Regions from separate parts of the Mus musculus genome. Here region 1 is linked to region 2. Evidence: chromatin loops called from intact Hi-C (ENCODE). Cell type or tissue: gastrocnemius. All regions are shown on one strand. Each heading gives the region's core, and the rest is flanking DNA. Links, peaks and the distances in the headings are about the cores only.

Region 1 (10,675 bases), core at 5,105-7,604, 160 kb after region 2:
TCTCCATTAGCTTAAGGAGACATCAGATTCTATTGAGTAGCAGTGGCTCTGGATGACCCACCTACTAATCCTGCAGGGTAGAAGGGTACAGTCTGGGCTTCCAAGCCCAAGGTGATGATCAAACTCTGAGGCACTGAGAGGAATGAAGGAGGAGTCTTTCAGGAAAGTGCTTCCCATGCGATAGGTAAAAGGTAAGCAGAGAGGAAGAAATAACACCCATCCACATGTGGACAGCTCCAGCTTCTTGCTTCCATTATTTTACATGCTTAGGTCCTTCCATAGACCAAACATTTCCACACTTGGTTCTCTTGTCTCAGATGCATTTTCCTTGCCATATTGTTTTTGCTTTGCAAAGTTCTACGTATACGTTAAGAGCTACACATCACCTCTTCCCTAAAGGTTCCCAGTTTTGTGCTCCTGCAACCCCCCTTCCTCCATGCACTGATAGCATTTTGTGCACATATTCACAGAAAGGAAGTAACTAGTTAGCATATGCAAGAAGCTGCACAATCCATGTCCTTTTGAAAATGGAAGGCATGTGGCGTTAGATGACATAAGATCCAACAGCAGAGAGTCAGTACTACTTCCTGAGTGTGCACCATGCACGGGGTCTCCTAGCAGAACCTTTGGTGAGTGTGTTGAGAATAATAGGCTTTGAAGATCTTGATTTCTTGAAACTTATCAATTGCAACCACTTCCTTACTCGGATCAGGAAGCTGAGGCTGAAGTGGGTTTCTTTCCAGCTCTGACAGTAAATGGTCTGAGCCACCAAAAGGAAGGACAGATTGACCCAATTCTTGGCTGAGAAACCACAGGTATTTAGCTTAAACTTCCTGTTTTAAATGCCATTGTAGGATAAAGTTGTGGTCTACATTGCCACAACTCAAAACTCTCTCTCCCCTTCTCCATCTCCTTCTCCCTTCCCTCCCTCCAACTCTCCTTTCCTATCCCCTTCACTTTTCTTTCCTCTCTCCATAGCCCTGGAAGGGCCACCAACATCAGAGCTGTGATTCACACTCTGCTCTGCGTTGCTCCTGTGCCCTCTCAAGTCTACCATTTGTGCCTCACTGCTTAGTGAAGGGACATAATAAATCTTGCTGGGAATTCAAAACACACAACCAGACTGTCATGGGAACTATGGGGGACTTAAAGCAAAGGGATAAAATTGACTCTTTGTGACAAATATCCTTCTATTTTTATGGCAGTATCTGCATGGACATTCTCTTTGGAGCAGGTCAGAATTGACCAGGAATAGAACTACACGAATCCAGTGATACTCAAAATGAAAAGTGGAGCCTTTCTTGGATTCCTGCCAGGTAATACTCAGGCACAAACATGTAGGAATGGCTCACAAAGAGGTTTTATGAAAATCCACAAGCCCCTTCTTTCTACTGTGTGAGTCATGTGTAGATTCTGCCTTGTCTCCACATTTAGAGTGTCTTACAGGCTCAGCCGCACTCATCACTCTCCCTTCTGCTTCCTGGTTTTATAGAACGTATCACTGCCCTTTTCAGAGACGCTGCCTTGATTGTATCTGCACTCGTACTGCAGCATTTATACCTATATTCATTGTGCCAGACCATCCTTGCTTGGCCAGCAAGCTTTGCTCCAGGTAAGAGCTGAACATGAGGTAGAACACACAGGTATGAGAATATCAAGCACTACATATGTGAGCTGGCCAATGCTATGGAGCAAAAAGAAAGTCAAGGTGGTAAATATGCCAGAGAGTGGAAGTGGAGAAAACCTTGTAGTAGATGGGAAAAGATGCTCTTCGAAGATGATGTGGAGACATGAAGTAACCACTGGGAACATCTTGGGGTTGTCTTCTCAAGCAGAAGAAGGAAGGAGCCTTGTTGACTTGTGAGAGAATTTCATATGAAGAGGCAACATGGAAAGAGGATATGTTGGAATTCTTGCAGGTAGCAGAAGAAAAGAAGGGAAGTCTCTGCCTGACCACAAGCCACAGATGGTCTGTGTCTTCCTGATTAACTACTTTTCAGCTGTGTAAGTTTGTATGGCATACTCATGTATTTCTAATCGGCATGTATGCTATGTTGGTATAGATGCAAGGATGTGTTGTGTATGTGTCTATGTGAGTCATTGTGTGTATGAGTGTGTGTGTGTGTGTGTGTGTGTGTGTGTGTGTGTAGAAATCTAGGCCAGAGGTCAGTGCTTCCTTCATCACTGTTCCTCTTATGCTTTGGTTAAAGGCAGGGTGGCTCACGGAACCTAGCACTTCAGATTTAGCAAGACTTCTAGGCCTTTGAGTTTTATGAATCCTCCTATCTATGCCTCCCCAGTGCTGAGATCACAGACACCTGTCACCATGCCTGGCTTTTTATGTGATTGCTGAAAATCTGACCTAAAGTCGTCACATCTATTTGCTGACTGAGTCTGCATGGGTTTGTTTATGCTCTTCCTCCTCCTCCTCCTCCCCCTCTTTCCCCTCCTGCTCCCCCCTCCCTGCCCTAACTGCTCCACAGAAGTGATGGGTAGATTATATGCAAAAATAAGTCATCAAATACATGACTGTAAAAAATGAATATGTTTGAGAAACATATTGAATTAATTAAATTCCTTAGTTCTGGCAAGTTTTTCTTGCAAAGCAAAACAAAACCTTAACCACACACAAATTCAGCAGTGATGAAAACTGAAAGAGGAGCACAAATTTTATCTACTCCCCAACCAAAGAAATTCTACCATAACAGTTGTCCAAGAAGCCCTGCATCAATGGAGTCTAGAATTTCACTACTTTCTATCTTTTCTAATGATTCTTGATTTGTTATAGTCACAATTTCTCTCTGGAAGGTGGCTTGTTGTCTCAAATTCTGATTGTCAAGGTATGAAAAAAAATATATGAAAAGTTTAAGTTATGTCCAAAGTTTGCTGACTTAATTCAAGTGTTACTACATTACTACTAAGAGCTAAGAATTTATTTTTTAAAATATTTTTTATGGTTGAAAAAGTCTATGGAGCAATAGTATTCTGAGACAGATGTACATTACAAAAAGTTCAAGTTTCAGGTGCCAAAAGTAAAGCTGTATTGTAACCTAGATTCCCACACTTTCTCTTCTCTTTCTCTTTCTACTGTCTGGGGAGGCTTTTAGGACACAGGAAGTTGGGTGGTTTGGAGAGGTAGCTATAACCTTCACAGCCTAGAATCCTAAAGTACTAGCTTTCTGGTCCCTCACAGAAAGACCTTAGTCAAGCACATTCCATTCCTGTATTCAGCCTACACGTTGGACATGTGATCAATTCTAGGCTGGCAATAGTGAGTTGAGTAAACCTGGTCCTTGACACTAAGAAAAGAGGATCCATTATAGAGAAAGATAAGTAACCATGTTTTTATAAGATCGCATTCAGCCCCAGAAGAGGTAGAAGGGGAGGGATTTCTCTGGCAAGCTGAGGTCAACCTGGTGGCTGGTGGTTGTACGAGTTAAATTCTATCATTGGTGTGATAAAATACCCAATGAAATCACTTAAAGGAGAAAGCTTATTTTGTCTCTTTGGTTGAAGGTATAGTCAGCCCATTACAGTGGGGAAAGGCTGTCAACAAGACAGCCTTTGACTCAAGTGGTAGATGTACTAGGGGCGAGTCACATTGTATCTACAGCCAGGAAACAGAATGACATCAATGTTGATGTTCAGCTCACTTTGTCTTTTATATTCAGTCCAGGATTCTACAGGGACAGTGTAACCCCCATTCATAATAAGGCTTCCTTCTTCAGCTAAACCTCTCTGGAAATGTCCACACTGATGGAGCCATAGGTGTGTGTCCTAAGTGACTCCAAATAATTCAAGTTAACAGGAAGATTCACCACCCCAGTGGTTCTACTGCCACTCTTCTGTCCGCCCCAACCGTTGCCCCTTCCTCTACCATCTGTCCCCTGGTACACCTGTTCCAGGCTCTTGACAATTCTATGCATCAGGGACAACAGGTGCAAGGCACAGTTCCTGGAGGACAGCCGACCTTCTTATAGTCATGACGCCTAATTTCTAAGCTTGGCTGTGTTTCCCTGAGACTGGCTATTACCATGTGTGAGGCTCTTTGGAAGCTGGCTGGAAGCAGCTGTTAGAGATGTCCCAATACTTATTTCTACAGTTACAACTGCTCATTTTCCAGGACTCATCCTTTGTATTTGTGGCCCCTAGAATATTGGTCCCATGAGAATCTCCTGCCTCTCCTTCAGTGCTTCTCTACAAGCGTTGCCACCAAGGCAGTCATCTTCAGATGACACATGCCAGAGGAGCAGATGCACTGATATCTCCATGCCTGTCATTCTCTAAGCTGTTCTGAACATCTGAAATAGGAAACAACTAAGAAGAGGTTAATTCGGTAGCCATCACAGATATTATTCTTAAAGGGGAGACCCATAACACGACAAGCTAGATGAGTGACATTTTACTGCAATACTTAGGCAATCAAAACCAGGACAAAATTTAAACTAAAAGGAAAACCTTCCAGGAGGAACATTATGTGTGAGAACCAAGTTAAGAAGTGCGGAAAAGCCATTTTATTTTCTTAATAGCTAATTCCAGAAAAAAACACAGAATAGGGAGAACATTCTTTCTTTTTATTTTTTTCTTGGGTTTTGGATACAGGGTTTCTCTGTATAGTCCTGGTTGTCCTGGAACTCACTCTGTAGACAAGCTGATCTGGAACTCACAGACATCTGCCTGCTTCTGCTTCCCAAGTGCCAGGATTAAAGGCATGTGCCACTGGCCAGCATTTTTGAAGCTGGATCCCTGTGGAGTTTTAGAAACAGCAAGTGTGCTGTTTGAAAGATAAAGGATTCTTGTCTGAGCTGCCTTACCTTGTGTGTTTTTAAAAACCACCACTTTCCCCAGGGTTTCAGTTTCCTCTATGGAAATGAAATAAGGCAGATCAAATGCTATTGCAGACTTATCCTTGATACGTGAATGCTTTGTATACAAAACTTTGTAGACAGAATTCCACTTGGAACTGAGTAGCAAACACACACAACGGATGTGGATCTTGCTCCTACAGCCAGCCAAGGTGTGACAACAGACATTGCACAACACTCTTTGATGCAATGTTCTTGTTTGAGGGGGCAGGAGGTGGTTGGGAACTGCCTGCAAGCCATTTCAGTCACTGGGACATGAGCTCACCATTTCCAGACAAGAAGCTTCTGAAACCATTTAGTCTGCCTTGACAGTGAGGTGTTAGAGAAGAGGCTGGCCGAGGAGCAGCTGCAGAGTTGACGGATGTTTCCCAATGGGAGCCGTCACTCCACCGTGTACGAAAGTGCTTGCACCATCCTGTTGCAGTACGAAACCCATGCCCTTCGTCCAGCTGGCAAGCTCTAGCCCATGCAAACAAATGTGTTTAAAGATAGACTGCTCATTTTATGATGGGTGTATGTTGAAACAGGACTCCCTGGCTTTCCATGAAGCCTAAAGGCACAGTCTGAAATTTTAATCACACATGAAGATATTTAAAGGGGCAAATACAGACAACTCTTTATCTGTTTATATGACCTAAGGACATTGCATTTACTACCTAAAAACTACATTTGTAGACCTTTTTGCTCTTGAGTTTAAGTTCCTCAAAAAATGGCAAAGGAATGCAATTATTTTCTGCATTCCTTGCACGGATCATGAACACAGGTTCAAAATGCAGCCACGGTATACTAGTTGGAATTAATCTGAGCTCATGCAATCATAGAGAATAAGGCATCATGGAAATAAATCCTTTGTATAGTATCTATTCTATAAGGAAGGAATCAGAAGTCAGAGTTTCATAAACATTTAGTGGAAGAAAAGGTAAGAGGATAAAAAGTATCTTGATTTTTAGTTTTAAGTGTGAAACTTCTGCACAAATACTAGGTTATTACCTTGTCCTAAGTGAGACATTTCCCTTACTTCCTGCACTTGATCTGCCAAACAAACATGGCTCTAACTTCTGAAAGATTCAATTCTATACAAGCAGGACTTTCTTTCCTTTTTCACTAAAAAAAATATATGCATTCCTACAAAGAAACACATGTCTAAGCAAAACAAAATGAACACAGGATAGTCTGAGTGTAGTCCTACACATCTATGACCCTAAGCAAGAAAAGAAATGTCCCATCGTCTTCTCATTCAACTCAGCAGAAAGAATTGTATTTTGTTTTGTCTTGAGAATTCTATAACTGCACATTTGTAAAACTCTAATATGAAGTAAGCTGAAAGGGTCAGAGCTCTGTTGGTCCTTTTTGAAGTGTGAACCTGAGAAGGGAGCAGGCAGCACAATGGCTAAACGTGTGCACCCTTAATGTCCCTTCCTGTCAAAGCTTTCTTTGAGTGCCAATAAAAGTGTGTGAGGGGACAGGAGACCTGCTGGGGCTTGCCATGTGAGCCAGAGGTGAACAGGGTGGCATTTTCCTTAGAAACAATTAAGGAATTTCCTAAACAAGCAACCCACTAAATTCTGCAATCCATCCTTCTCATCCAATCTCCCCATTCTTGTTTCAGTGACTCATAATTTTAGAGTCCACCTTTTCCTAGTACTCCCTTGGGGATGATAGCATTAGCTTAGGAATAGTAAATTGTTGTAGTTTGCCTCTCGAATGTTCTCCCAAGGCCATGTATCAATGTCTTGGTCCTGGCCTATGAAGCCACTGGAAGGTGGGACCTTAAGAAGATTAGTGGAAATTAGCTCAGTGGGGAATTCATCTTTGAAGGGATATAGGTACCTACTCATTCCTTTCTTACTTTGCTTACAGCTTACTTCAAGCTGACCTGAGGAAAGAAAATTGGTGTGCTGTTGAATCCTGCCTTGTTGTGATACTTTGCCCCAGATTTGAAACGGCAGAGCCAATCAATAGACAATAGACAAAGATATCAACATTACCAGCAGCTGCTCACTTTGTGAATGACTGGCAGCTGGATCCAATCATACCAAAGCAATCTCAACCTAAAGAGTTTCCTTCCCTTCCCTCCTCCCTTCCCCTCCCCTTCCTTTTCCTTGCCTTCCTTCCACCTCTCTCCCCTTCTCTCCTTTCCCTCTCTTCTCTTTTCCTCCTACCTTCCTTCCTTTCTCATTTGTATTATATATTGTGTACACACACACACACACACACACACAGACACACACATGTTGGATGGCTGAATGCTGCAATATTTTAGTTCATAGATCTCCCTTAGGACTAGCAATGATTTGCAGAGTCAGTTAAAATATAACTGATTCGCAGATAAACTTTGGGTTTCCTAGAGGATGCACAGTCCAGAGGATGAATTCATCATGAGCAACGGTGGTTCTACAAAGAACACTAGGTTCATAAACTCTCTCCACTGCCACACTCCTGCCTAGATGTGAAGTCACAGTTCTGTTGTAATCTTCAGATCTGTGTGATTGATCTTGTCTACAGTGAGGAAATGAAATGCCTTTGGAAAGCAAGTGTGATTAGAAACATGTCTCCAGCTGCATATGTAGCAGAAGATGGCCTAGTTGGCCATCATTGGGAAGAGAGGCCCCTTGGTCTTGCAAACTTTATATGCCCCAGTACAGGGGAATGCCAGGGTCAAGAAGTGGGAGTGGGTAGGTAGGGGAGTGGGGGGGGTATGGGGGACTTTGGGGATAGCATTTGAAATGTAAATGAAGAAAATACCTAATTTAAAAAAATTTTAAAAAAAGAAACATACATGGAATAGGGCATCTCATGCTGTGGTAAAGTTCAGAAGAGCCGACTTCATTGTCACAGAGTATTGCAGCCCAGTCCTTTCCTCTGTAGTCTTATGGCTTGCTAACTCATAATCTTCCCACCCTTTTGCAAGGATAAGGTCCAGTGGTGAGCGTATTCATTTAGTACTTGGAAGCATCTTTTCCTACTGCCTATAGCCTTCTCTCGTTTTCTATGCATCCTACTTTAAACCAAGTGCCATATCCCGACTATCACCCACCTCTGTTCCTATGTTCTTCATCTCCAGCCTGCTGTCTTTCTTTCTATGTCTTGAACTCACAGCACTACTCCTGTCTGGGAGTCTTAATGCTCTCTACAGTGTACATTCTCTGATCTCGTGTTAGCTCCATACATTGCAGCTCTTACCTCAACACTGACACTCTAGTAACTATTCTTGTCTCTTTGTCTCATACCTAATGGCACTGCTTTCTCATTAACTCTGCATTATTTCTCTTACATATCATCAGGTATTTATATTTACTTATTCTTTGTCCCCTGTTGCTAGAATAAAATTATCTTGGGGGCAGGGCTATTTTCTCTCTCTAGCCTTATCTTTAACACCCAGAACTCTCCTGATATAGTAGTTTCTCAATTAACTGTTGAGAAACTATTTGATACACCTCTCATTAAAATAACGAATTTGGTATCAAGTCTTGGAGAGGTGTCATCAACTGGAGAATATCAGTGGTGTTGGAGGTATCAGTCTATGTTCCTCAAGTCCCACCTCCCAAGTCCCTTAAGTCCCAGGCCATCATTCTTTGTACTAAGCACATACCAGGTCGAGTCTCCACTGCCTAAGAGAGAAGTGTGACCTCTGCTTGAATGGAGAAAACTTGTGTTTAAAATAACTAGGGTCACAGCCTTCCCTGAACCTTCTTCCTTCCTGTAAGGCCTGAGGTTGTTCCCATAGCCATTCCCAGGGGGATGTGCCGTGTATCTGAGGGTCCCTGGGAAGACAAGAGCTCAGCTTCCTAAGATCATGTGAGGAGCCGAGTCCCAGGGTCTGTCTGTTCTCACCAGAGGAAGTGTCTGCCTAGTGATATTTCAAGAAGGATGGGTCATGGGAGTTGTGTCATGGGCTGATTCTGTCTGCTGCAGGCGGCTAAGACACTGTGGTGAGAAGCACTTTGGACAGCACTCACTGTCAGTGTATAGTGGTTTTCTGCTAGAGTCCATTCCATGTTCTAGCACTGCTCTGGTCTCTTTAATACATGGATTCACTGACAAAATGGCAATTTCACATCCCATATCCACTTAGCTCCCTATTAGAAAAGTATCCTGGTGCCTTTATTTATGAGCAATGGTGACTCCATGCCTATCTCCAACAGCTTAACACAAAAACAGTGACTAAAAAATGACACATGGATGTGCACTGTGATGTAGAATGAGATAGCTATCTATCTATCTATAGATATCATAGATAGATAGATATCAGAAGGCAGATTTGAAGATTTGAAAGCAGCACATCAGGTTCCAGAGGTTATTAGGTCCTAATCTCTTCCTCCTCCTCCTCTTCTCCTCCTCTCCTCCTCCTCTTCCTCCCCCTTTCCTCCTCCTCCTCCCCCCTCTATTCCTCTCCCTCCCTCTCTCCCTCCTGGCAATTAAGCTTCAGGATTATCCTGATTAGTGGTTCAGAAGTGTCGGTTGATAATCCAACCACATTGCTGCTGTGCCTCCTACAAGAGGACATGTGTCCTGAGTCCAAGTAGATTCAAGAAATACCATTGTCTGCAGGTCCCAAAGTGGATGATAATTCCTAGTCTAAATGTACAAGGAACACTTGGTTCCCACTTGGTGTTGCTCTTTGGAGAGATAGTGCAGCCTTGCTGAAGGAAATGCACCACAGGAAGAAGGCTCTGAGAGGTCCTAGCTTCACTTCACTTCTAACTTGTTTTCTCTGGGTCATGTGTGTCATTGAGGGAGTAATCTTCCAGATTCTTGCCTCTGCTGCTATGTCTGCAGTGTCTGCCCTGTTTCTCTACCATGATAGATTCTTATTCTTCCAAAACCATACGGCAAAACAAAGTCTCATTTATAGCATGCTTTTGGCCATGATGTTTTAGCCCAGCAACAGCACAGTAACTAATATACACACCCTTTCAATGAGCCGGTCTGCATGGGGAGTGGTCGTTATTCTGTTGTTTATCTCAGATCCCTGGTCTTGGAAGATCCAGGCTTCTTCACATGTTCTTCCACAGCAGCGACAGGATAGTCTCGCCAGCTAATAGATTAGCTGCTAGAGGAAATAGCCTTCAGTGTACATGCATGCCCTAGCTTCCCTCTCTTTCCTTCACTCTGTACTTTTGTTTCTGTTCTTAAGAACGTTGGATGAGTGAGAAACAAGAAGACCGATAGGAAGTAGCAGAGGCTCTTGCTACAGACTGTTACAGAAGAACAAAGAGCTTTCTCTCACCTTTCCCTTCTTCCCTGAGCTTTTCCAGGTGAGAAACCAGAGCGAGTCCCCATCACCTTTGCCTCTCCACTGCCAGAGAGAATGGGGGTTTAAGCTGCTCTTTATGCCATTCTGAACAGAGCAGTAACATTGTTCATTTGACTGTGAGCTCCTAAAGGAGAGGTTTAGGCATTTTTAAACCATGGCTTGCGATGCAGCCTCAAGCAATGGCAGCAGCACTGTCCAGTGTAGCAGGGAGATCACAGAGCAAGATATTGATGTGAGCAAGTGCTGACAAGCTGGATTATCCAGATTGCCCCGTCTCCCTCTCCATGTGAATGAATTTTTTTGCAGGGCTGAGTTTCTAGTAGCTTTCTCAGAAGTGTGTCACAGTTTCTAGCCTTTCAGCCCTCCATTGAGGATTTTATTTTTGGTGCATAGAATGTAGCTGAACATGACTGGCACTCATACAAGTCTGTTTTAGTTCTCTGAAGTTGGAGACAGTTGCAGGAATGTAATGGTGTTTATTTTCACCATATTTATGGGTCAGTGAGTTGTCTAGATGAAAGGAAAAAAAAGGATTTGTTTTAAGCTTGGTAGT
Region 2 (10,675 bases), core at 4,850-7,349:
GCACCGGCGCGGCTCATCCATCTCTCCAGAGGGGTTTTTTGGTTTGTTTGTTTGTTTTGTCGTGTGCGATCCTCACACTCATGAACATACACAGGTCTACCCCTATCACAATAGCGAGATATGGGAGATCGCGGAACAAAACCCAGGATTTCGAAGAGCTGTCGTCTATAAGGTCCGCTGAGCCCAGCCAGAGTTTCAGCCCGAACCTTGGCTCTCCGAGCCCGCCCGAGACTCCGAACTTGTCGCATTGCGTTTCTTGCATCGGGAAATACTTACTGTTGGAGCCTCTGGAGGGAGACCACGTTTTCCGCGCTGTGCATCTGCACAGCGGAGAGGAGCTGGTTTGCAAGGTAACCAGCCCAGCTTTGCTTTTGCGTTTTGTTTTTTTGCTTAAAAAAAATTAAAATTTTTTTTTTAAAAAATTAAAAAAAAATCATCCTGGGTCTTTTGCCAGGGGCCGGGGACGGTGCGGGAGGTCGGAAAGCTCTCAAGTCCAGGGGCGAAAGACTCCCGGGATCATTATGCGTGGCCTCGTTAAGAGGGTTTATTTGTGTGTCTGTCCACGTTCGACTAGTTGCGAAGTTTTCAGACCGTTTCAGACAATGAGGCGGGCTGCAGCGGGGGCGTTTTGGGGAGATCCGGGAAGGGAGGGCGGCGAATCTGAACTGGGGCACGGACACGCGTGCCCCTTAGGAGGCTCGTAGAGCTCGGGTGCACCGGGCTGATTCCCCTTGCCTGGGCATTTCTCTCTCTGAGTCGATTCCCCTCCCCTCGCTGCAAGGACTAGGGAATCCCCGGTTGGTTTTCAAACGCTGCTCCTCTGGTTTCTTTTGTAGCCATTGTTCTTAGCAGCCTGCAGGTGTTAAACCTTTGTTCCAAAGGTGGCCTTTTAAAAGAGACACAAAAAGTGTCCCCTCTGGCTGAGACCAAGGCTCTAGCCGGGGAAAAGAGGAGTTTTAAAGCTCTTTCTTCGGCTTGAAGCCTGGAAAGGAAGGTTGGGGTGGAAATTCGCCCCTTGCGCACCTTTGGGTGAACAACGAATCCTTTGGTTCTTTTTGTCTAGGTTTCTTCGCGTCTTCAGACTCCCTGACTGCACACCCCCATTGCTACTCCCCTGCACCCACAAGGCCACCTTTGCCTGTTTAGAGACTGCCCTTTAGAGCCCCCTGGGCTAGTACTAAGAAGGACACTTCAATTTCCTTTTTGTCTTTGACCCTGAACAGTAACTGGTTTGTGTCTCTATGTGTCAGTGTGTCTTTGTGTGTGCTAACCGAGTACCAGACAAGAGGACCAAGGAAGGATAATAACAAAGTATTTGACTACAGTCAGTTTCCTACTGCAGTGGAGAACAGGACTTCCCCAGATGTAGATCAAGAATACATTACCACTTAAATTTAGGTTCTTCTTATTTATTTATTTATTTATTTATTTATTTATTTATTGAGGTGGAAGTGCGACTGTGCTGCCTTTAAAATGGGTAATGTGCACAGCTGTGCTACAAATACTGTATTACACTTTTCCTCAATTAATCACTGGCTGCTTTGTGAAATCACCTTCTTTCGTGCTGACTTGGAGCGCTTCCTTGCAAAAACCGGGTGGGTGAAGATCTCAGAAGGCAGTTCTGAGATTATTTATTTCCGATTTTTAGAGGAAACCAGAGACTCTTTAAATGCTGCTGTTTGCATGTACTAAGTGTTGGGGGTTTTTGCATCTTCTCCAAGTTACTGTAATCAAGAGCAACTATGCCCAGCTAAAGCATTAAATTTAGTAGGCAACTCAGAGCCTGATTGGAGCCCCACACACTGCACAATAGGACAGTCATCCTTTGAAATGAATGAATTCCACTGAGCTGTCATTCTCCTATGAAATATGCACCATCATCGGCAGAGAGCCCCTCCCCCTCCTTTTGCTCACCCTCAGTCCAGCACTTTAATATATTTCTCTTCCAAAGGCTGGAGATGATTTTACGTAAGAACTGTCTGTGGCCAAATTCTGCAAGAGCATCTTGCTATTCTTTCTTTGTTTAAAACTAGGGCTATCTCTGGTCTCTCTGTTCGTTTTCCTTTCTGATCCTTCGAGACATATTTCACTCTAGGCTGACCTTACAGTGTCATTTGCCGACTTGCTCCCTGGCCCCAAACTGTACTTAATCTGTTGGTTTAGTTATTTCAAAGATTGAATCAGGTCCTCGCCAATTACAGTGCGGCTGCAAGCGGATTTAAGTGTGGTATCATTGTTTTGTTTGACAGAGGTCATCCCTTTACGACTCCACAGCTTCTGTTCTCCTGTCTTTTTCCCCTGAGGTGATGTGGGTGACTTCTGAGCACAGCTGTGTGCCACCCTCTCTAGGAGAGTTTTATTACGGTGATGCTATGACTGCCCCAATATACACACTGTGGGCTCTTTAGCTCGCTACAGGATTCGAAAACCTCCACATTTGAACCCACCTCCTTTTGGTGTCTTAACATGGGGTTCCTGTTTCCTAACTTCATGTTTATGCAAAAAAAATGTACAAAACCAGAAAGGTTGTATTTATTGTGGGGGTTCATTAGAGTATTCTGTAGGACACTCTGTGGTGGGGAGGAGGCGGGGAGGGGGGAGGGGCTTCCAGGGGCATAAGCAAAATTCCCTAGCCTGATTATCACCTCCACAAGCCTACTTTAGTTAGCCAAAGTAGGAAAGGATCTTTAGGGGGCCTTTAGCTGTTTTTACAAAAATTCTTGTAGCTACTGTGCAGAATAACATAATTACTATCTTGGCAGAATGGGCCCTCTTTCTTTTTTTTCTTTTCAGACATGATGAATGTGGCCTGATCTTAGGGCCTTATCTGAACTGTCACATTATATAACCAAGACTCCCAATTAAACATTTAAAAGGAGCTGGCACCCAGGCTCAGGGCTTGATTTTTGCACTTGAGGGTGATGGTTTAAATACCAGCCCAAGCCTATAAATGCCTGTTATAGCCACTAATAAAACTTTGACTCCTTCCTGTTTAGGAAAATGTAAGCAATTCTTTTAGCTTTTCATTTTCTGTCCACCATTTTGCATTCTCCTACAAAGGGCACGGCCACATTGGGAGGCTGCCACGAATCTGCTACTTTCATTTAGTTCTCTGTTCATTCAGTTTTTCAGCTGTGCGATGGGGAAGAGAACAGGCTAACCATGCCGAGCAAAAGGTTACTTTATTTTATTTTTTGAAAGGCAACTGGAAACAGGAAATGTATTATAAATAATCAGACCGGTAGGCCCTGGTGACAGAAGCCACAGCCTGGTGCTTCAGAACAAATCATGCCACTTATATAATGCAGCTTGTTGACATTAGCCACTACGGTGTGTGAGTGTGTGTGTGTGTGTATGTGTGTGTGTGTGTGTGTGTATGTTTGTGTGTGTGAGTGTGTGTGTGAGTGTGTGTGTGAGTGTGTGTGTGAGTGTGTGAGTGTGTGTGAATGTGTGTGAGTGTGTGTGTGAGAGTGTGTGTGTGAGTGTGTGTGTGTGAGTGTGTGAGAGAGAGAGAGAGAGTGTGTGTGTGTGTGTTCCTTGATGAAATTGCTGAGGCTTCCCCGATTCTGTGGCCTGCAGCCTGTAAGCTAAGGTTGACTCGAGCATTTCAGATTCCTAATTGAGTGGGCCACTGAGGTCACTGCTCTGAGGTCATCATTTGACAGTATCAGGGTGTGATTTGTGGTCTCCGGGGAGGCTGAAGCATTCATTCTTAAATTCAAGGGTGTAGTGGCAACAGCTGCGCCACTTTCCTGAGGTACCTCATTATGCCTCATTCACAGCTGATTGTTGACTTTGCTTCCTCAGCCCCAGTTAGCACCAGCCTCAGTGAGGTGCTTATTGTCCCTGTTTGACTCACAGGTTTTTTTTTTTTTTTAAATGCTCAGTTACTTAACTCTTGGAATTTTATATTGCAGCCTGTGTTCCTTGAATGGGCTACAGAAGGCCCAGGAATTCCCTCAGAAGGATTTTAGGGTAACACGTGCATTCCGGACTGGGCCTTGTTAACAAAGCGAAGGGCGACAGAGGTTCCTGGGTGGGATCGGGACCCACAAAAGGTTGTGATGCCTAAGTCAGGGTACTTATGATACAAAAGGGAGGTTCTTTGTGCACTTTATCTATCCTATTCGGGTGAATGGTGGCCTAGTGAGAGCGGTAAGCACCCCCAGGTAGGGTTTTTTTTCCTGCTTCTCTCCTACTGCACTCCAAATACTGATGAGGAAGAAGAGCTCACTGCCACAGAGGATGGCTAGACCTTCTTTTAAATGAACCTCCCCCACCCCCTTATTCACCCCATACCATTTTCAAACAGCCCCTCCCCTCCCTGCACATTCTCCCCCTGAGCAAGGGAAACCCGTTCCAGCCCTAGGTGCTGCCCTAGCTGAGTAACTACAGGCTGTGACGTGAATGAAAAGCTCCCTTTCCACCCTTCAAATCTTTGTTGTGCGTTCGTTCGTTTCTTAGGTCTGTTCAGAAGGTATTGATGGTGCATTTTTTTCTTAAGCAACAGTGAGGTGGCATTTCGCAGGCTAACTCTGATTCATAGAAAATCGTTGCATAATTGATTCATTGAGTTAGATATCTGTGGAGGGAAGAGGGAAGCCAGCCTGGCTCTCTACAGAGAAGGCCCCTGTGCTAATCCTAGAGCCACCCTGGGGGGTGGGAGTGAGGACAACAGCGATGAGAGTTTAGGCTTGTTTTCTGTGCCTCAGTTTGCACAGCTGTAAAACTAATTTATCACACATAGGAAACCATGGAAGAAAGCCTTGATAGTAAATGAATTAATTGTTCATTCATGTATGTCTTCCATGCATTTTTAAAAAGTAAAGAGTTGTTTGTGTTTTTCCTGGGCTCACTTAGTTTTTTCCTTCTATTAGTATTTTTCTGCATCCATTTCTTCTATAAATATGTAACTATAGAAACTATAGGGAAGAATAATAGTATTTGGGCTTAGATGATAGCCCAGACAGTAAAATGCTTGCCATACAACTGTAAAGATCTGAGTTGGATACCTAACACCCACATTTAAAAAGCTGTGTGTGATGCATGTGATATCAGCTCTGGAAAGACAAGGACAGGAGGATTCCAGGGCTCCCTGGTCAGCTAGGCTCACCACGTTGGTAGGTTCAAGGGCAATGAGAGACCTTGTCTCAAAAAACAAGTGGATAGTTTCCTCAAGAGCTGTACCTGAGATTGACCTCTGACCTCTACATAGACACAGGGATACACACATGGATACAGACAGACAGACAGACAGACAGACACACACACACACACACACACACACTAGTAAAACTTAGCATTTTACTATTTTTCCTAGACTTCTCCCAACATGGAATCGTTTCATTTATCCATGTTATGCCATTTAAGATTTGGAGGTTCAGAGGAGGCAAGACATGGTTTGTTTGTTTGTTTGTTTGTTTTTCCCCTGAACTACATTACACAGCTGGTAGCAGACAGAACTGGTGTGTGGGGTGTAAGTTTCATACTCTTTATGCCATGTCAAAGCACGAGCCTGTGGGAGGATTCAGCATTCTGCAGTTTGGGTCATAGGAGGTACCTCTGACTGGGGTCTTGTCAATTCTGTCCTAGGTGTTTGAGATCAGCTGCTACCAGGAGTCCCTGGCCCCCTGCTTCTGCCTGTCTGCCCATAGCAACATCAACCAAATCACGGAAATCCTCCTGGGAGAGACCAAAGCCTATGTGTTCTTTGAGCGAAGCTATGGAGACATGCATTCCTTTGTCCGCACTTGTAAGAAGCTGAGGGAGGAGGAGGCAGCCCGACTGTTCTACCAGATTGCCTCAGCTGTGGCCCATTGCCACGATGGAGGCCTGGTGCTGCGTGACCTCAAGCTGCGGAAATTTATCTTCAAGGATGAAGAGAGGTAAGTGGGGCTCAGCCCATGCAGGTGTGTGTTTGTGTGTGTGTGTGTGTGTGTGTGTGTGTGTGTGTGTGTGTGTGTGTGTGTGCTCGCGCGATAGGGTATCTGCAGGGAACTTGTGGTGATGCCTGTTACCCAGGTGAGGGTTAAGGCAAGCAGAACAAAGAGAGAGCATTGTGGTGTCCCAATGCCCTTGGCAAACAAGGAGCCATTACTCCCGATCATGAAACATTCAAAGGCCAGGAGGCAGAGAGAGTAGTCTGTGACCTGCTGAATGCCTGTGGTTTTTATGAAGAATTCTGAAGAAGGCTGCAAACTAGTGTGGCAGTTTCAAAGTCAACAAAGACAGGTTTATAAAGGCTTCATGTTGTCAGAACACTGAGAACCTAGAGGACTTTGTTTATTTTTTATTAGATATTTTATTCATTTACATTTCAAATGCTATCCCAAAAGTCCCCTATATCCTCCCCCACCCTGCTCCCCTACCTACCCACTTTCACTTCTTGGCCCTGGTGTTCCCCTGTACTGGGGCATATAACGTTTGCAAGTCCAATGGGCCTCTCTTCCCAATGATGGCCAACTAGGCCATCTTCTGCTACATATGCAGCTAGAGACATGAGCTCTGGAGGTACTGGTTAGTTCATATTGTTGTTCCACCTATAGGGTTGCAGACCCCTTCAGCTTCTTGGGTACTTTTTCTAGCTCCCTAGAGTAAGGAATAAAATACCCATGGAAGAAGTTGCAGAGACAAAGTTTGGAGCTAAGACGAAAGTATAGACCATCCAGAGACTGCCCCACCCGGGGGTCCATCCCATAATCAGCCACCAAACACAGACACTATTGCATATATCAGGAAGTTTTTTTCTGAAAGGACCCTGATATAACTGTCTCCTGCAAGGCTATGCCAGTGCCTGGCAAATTCAGAAGTGGATGCTCACAGTCATCTATAGGAAGGAACACAGGGCCCCCAATGGAGGACTTTGTTTATAGTCCTTTCACGCCCTCAATAGCTCTTTCCTATGCACGTAGTAGGTATGAACCACAGGCTTGCAAGTAAGCCTCAGAAATAGATAGACCGCAGACCTGTCAAAAGCTAGAGGTGAGTCCTGGGTCCCATGTGATGTGGAGGGGGATGGGGCTTGCCGGTTCTCACTAGATCTTGAGTAACCAAGAAAGGTTTCAAGGAGAGAGAAACATGGTAGCCTGGGAAGGGCTGGCTTGTCAGGTGAGGAGTTGATGGTGTGAGACCAGCCACCAAGGATGCCTGGTTATCTCAAGAAACATCTGTTGAAGACACAGGCATCTGGACTTCATTCATGGATACACCATTAACTCATCAGGTTCCATTTAGCCAACCTGGCCAGAGTCCAGCTTTCTCTTCACTTGTAAAGCTTCTTTTTAAGAATGTAGTTTTTTAGAGGGACACAGGCAATGTCTTCAGTCAGTGTCACCTACGTGTTCCTTGTGCCCTATTGGAATGACCCACAAATCAAAAGCCCCAGACTAGTGCTCCAGGGATTGGTTAAGAGACTCCACACACCCAAGTCCATGGAGTCCTTGGTCATTCTGGACTGGAAAAGAGGGCAGGAAAGCCTCAAGGCTGTCATCTAGGACCATCTGATGTCAGTCTGCTCCACTTCCTTCAATCCCTCACCCTGCTGACATATCTTTGGTACTTTCTGCAAATCACACAGACCTTGGGGAGCAAACCTTTCTGCTTTCTATTGCCTTTGACATCCAGCTCAGTGGGCTGTGATATTTTCACACTATTGTTTACAGAAACCCATTGTCCCCTCCCCCCATGAACTGGCGCTAGTGAATTGTACGCTTTTGTCTTCTCTCTCTCTCTCTCTCTCTCTCTCTCTCTCTCTCTCTCTCTCATCTCTCTCTCACTCTCCTCTTTCTCCTCCTACCTCTCTTTCTTTCCATCTATCTGTATTCCTTTTTTTTTTTTCCTTCATGGTTTGAACTAATTGGAGACTTAATGTCTGGCAAGTACTTGGGGCTTAGCAAAGGAAAAGGGCCTGTTGTTACTTAAGTCAAATGGAATAATTTCATGGGTGTTTATAATCCTGCTATGTATACAGCATGCAGAAAGCTTCTGGACTTCCTGTGCCTATAAAGGTTGCTTCTTTTGTATATTATACCCATGGGGGTGGGGTCGGTGGACACTAGCTACTCTGGCAGCTCATATGCTGGTCTTTGATTAGATGACTTCATTTTTAAAAACAAAGTGAAGAAGCAGGCTCTTCGAAGATAAGAATGTGGGCAATTTGTATCTTTTCCTTCTCCAGCTCAGATACTCCAGCCTTCGAACTTAGACCCAGGGATATGGTCCTTATACTTTTGTCCTTAATAATTGTTATGACCTTGGGCTGCCGCCATCTCTCAACCTTATGGCTTTACCATAAACACTCTTCACTCGTTTTTAGTTTTCACATATATATCTCCTCTTTGAATGTTCTCATTTGGAAGATGAATATGGATTGGTCAAAGATATTTCCTTTACCATCTTTAGCTACAAAAGTAAGAGGCAGTGTTTACTGACCTCCTGCAATACAGTTGTAGGTCAGCCTGCCTAATTATGTGTGTGTGTGTGTGTGTGTGTGTGTGTGTGTGTGTGTTGCAGCAGAGCAAACTCTCTTTGTGCATTTGTGGCTGGCACTCCACCACTGAGCTACCTCCCAGCCCATGAACATTTTGTAGCCAGTGCCTCTGAACGCAGGAATGTGAAGGTCTCAGAATCAACACCAAGAACATGCAGTAGGTGGATGAGCTTCTCTAGGAAGTCAACCCAACTGTCAAGGACTCCTTTCTTCTGCCAGAGCACATGGCCCCTCGAATGCTGTAGCCGTATCTCACGGGCTCTGTGGGATTAAAGGTTACTTTAGAGACCTAGTCAGGCATCAGTGAGTATCAGGGTGGCACATCCCAAGGTCAGACCCATGGCAAATAGACATTTCTGAAGTGAGCCAAAGGAATGTAGATATCGTCATGTGACAGAACATTAGAGCATGACCCGAAGGCAGTCTTTGTCTGATTTCTAACACTTTCTTCCTTGGTCTGATGGACAAAACTCTGAAACAACTAACTGCAAAAGACTACTTTGGTGGAGTCCTCGTTTACTTATTCAACCACCAGTTTCTCTCTCTCTCTCTCTCTCTCTCTCTCCCCCCCCCCCCAGCCCATTCTTCCTTTGAGACAGTTTTTCAATATAGATGTGTTACTTTGCAATTTAGGATCCTTCTGCTTCAACCACCTAAGTATGCAAGCATAGGCTCCACCCCTGACTCAACCTTCTGTTTCCTGATCTACCGAGTAGTAGAAGGTAAAGCTGTCCTGTGGCAGAATTGGCTGAGCCCTACCTGTGTTCTGTTGACTGAATCCAGAGCTGTCTATGAAGATTCTTAGTGGAGCTGTCCATGCTCTACACATACTATGTCATTTAGATGTCACCCAAGGTCATGTGCAAACTCAAGGCCAGGATACCTACGACGGTTGCATTGGGATCATCAATAGCTTGGCTTCATCTGATTCCCTTTGGCTTTGATTTAGGTTCTAGATTCAGGTCCTGGTCTCGAATTTCTCTAAAGGTTTATAAGCTGTAGCTTCCTCAAGACTGACAGAATGGTTGCTTCCCTGGAAGGTGATTAGCATTCAGCAAGGTGATGGTGTGATCTGCATGCAGAGCTGTACTTGAAATCATTGTGAGAAAACAAAACAAAACAGTGTCTTTATGCATGAACAGTCCAGAAGCCTTAGTGGGTTCGTGAGTGATGAAGTCACTCTCTCTAGCAGTCACAGTAGTTCCTTCTAGTGCAAAGTTGATTCCACCCAGACTGGGGAGGGGGCGGTGTTTTTCAGAGTAGACCCCCTCTTCTGTGTTCACTGTGACGACCCACCATCACTGAACCTTATTTTGAAGAAATGAATCCTAAGCCTTCATTGAACTTGCCTGGGGCAAATTTCAAGGAACCTTTTGCACCCTCAGTCCTGCAGAAGCCTGTGTGACTTCCTCCAGATCTGAAAGAAGGCAGAACATTTACCCATAATGACACAGGGTCTCTCCCATACCTCCTGGCCTATTTTTCCCCATGGGACCTGCTTGATCACAGGACCATATTGCTAGAGACCCTGTATATTTCTACTGGGCCTTAAAGAAAGGCCTGAGCTCAGAAGTGAGCCAGAGTGGCTGTCTAGATTCCAGCCCCTGCTGTTGCACTTATTAAGAAATTTCACTTTGACAGAACACCTAACCTGTACACTCCGAAAGCCTCCACTATAAAATGGACTGGGAATACTCTCCTTACAGAAGGAAGGTGATTAATGTTGACCTTGGCTTCTTCCACAGCTGCTTTCCTCTGCCCTTTTGTTTCTTTGCACCCACAGGCTGCTAAGGAAAGTGGTGCAACATTGCTCTGTCAGTGACCTTTGCTCCGTTTTGTCCTGCTGGATGCTTCTTCTGGGACACATCTTCTTGCCATCTCCAGGCTCCACCCCCTAGCCTCAGATCAGTGTTTACATCTCTCAGCACTGAAATGTCCCATGTGAACTCAGAAACTTGCCTTTTTACATGCTGCTGCTCTGCTCCAGAGATCTTTATCTCTTAAGGTGGTTGCTTTTTAGCTGCTGTGAGGAAGCAGATCTTCTTTCTGGGCTCTGAGACCTCCTGTAGGCACTCTGTGGCTAGGGGAGGGGGTGTGGGTGGGTTTGGTATAAGAAGTGCAGCTTGTACCCCTTTGTTGGGGAAAGCCTTCCTGCCTCCCCCAACAGCAGAAGTCAAGGCCATCTCT

Evidence for each region. A loop is a pair of places that touch in the nucleus more often than their neighbours do. Peaks named below come from ENCODE experiments on the same cell type or tissue, not always from the same donor. Only the 100,000 strongest peaks of a DNase experiment are listed, where the experiment ranks them.
Region 1: it touches region 2 in a loop (2.8-fold over the local background); 1 of 42 quality-filtered maps calls a loop at or near these places.

Annotation. Positions count from the first base shown.
Region 1 is chr12:15,648,054-15,658,728 of GRCm38, reverse strand. The region is part of intron 1 of Gm40287 (a long non-coding RNA gene); the gene reads right to left. Among named protein-coding and RNA genes, the nearest start is that of Gm40287, 47 kb to the right of the region's middle. In gastrocnemius, for the core only: no CTCF peak of the experiment used is centred there; no DNase peak of the experiment used is centred there; H3K4me3 peaks cover 169 bases; H3K27ac peaks cover 568 bases.
Region 2 is chr12:15,804,906-15,815,580 of GRCm38, reverse strand. Trib2 (tribbles pseudokinase 2) reads left to right here. Exons shown (of 3, transcript NM_144551.5): 1 at 1-350; 2 at 5,593-5,885. The coding sequence starts at 81. Among named protein-coding and RNA genes, the nearest start is that of Trib2, 6.5 kb to the left of the region's middle. In gastrocnemius, for the core only: no CTCF peak of the experiment used is centred there; a DNase peak (open chromatin) is centred at 5,802; H3K4me3 peaks cover 785 bases; H3K27ac peaks cover 1,925 bases.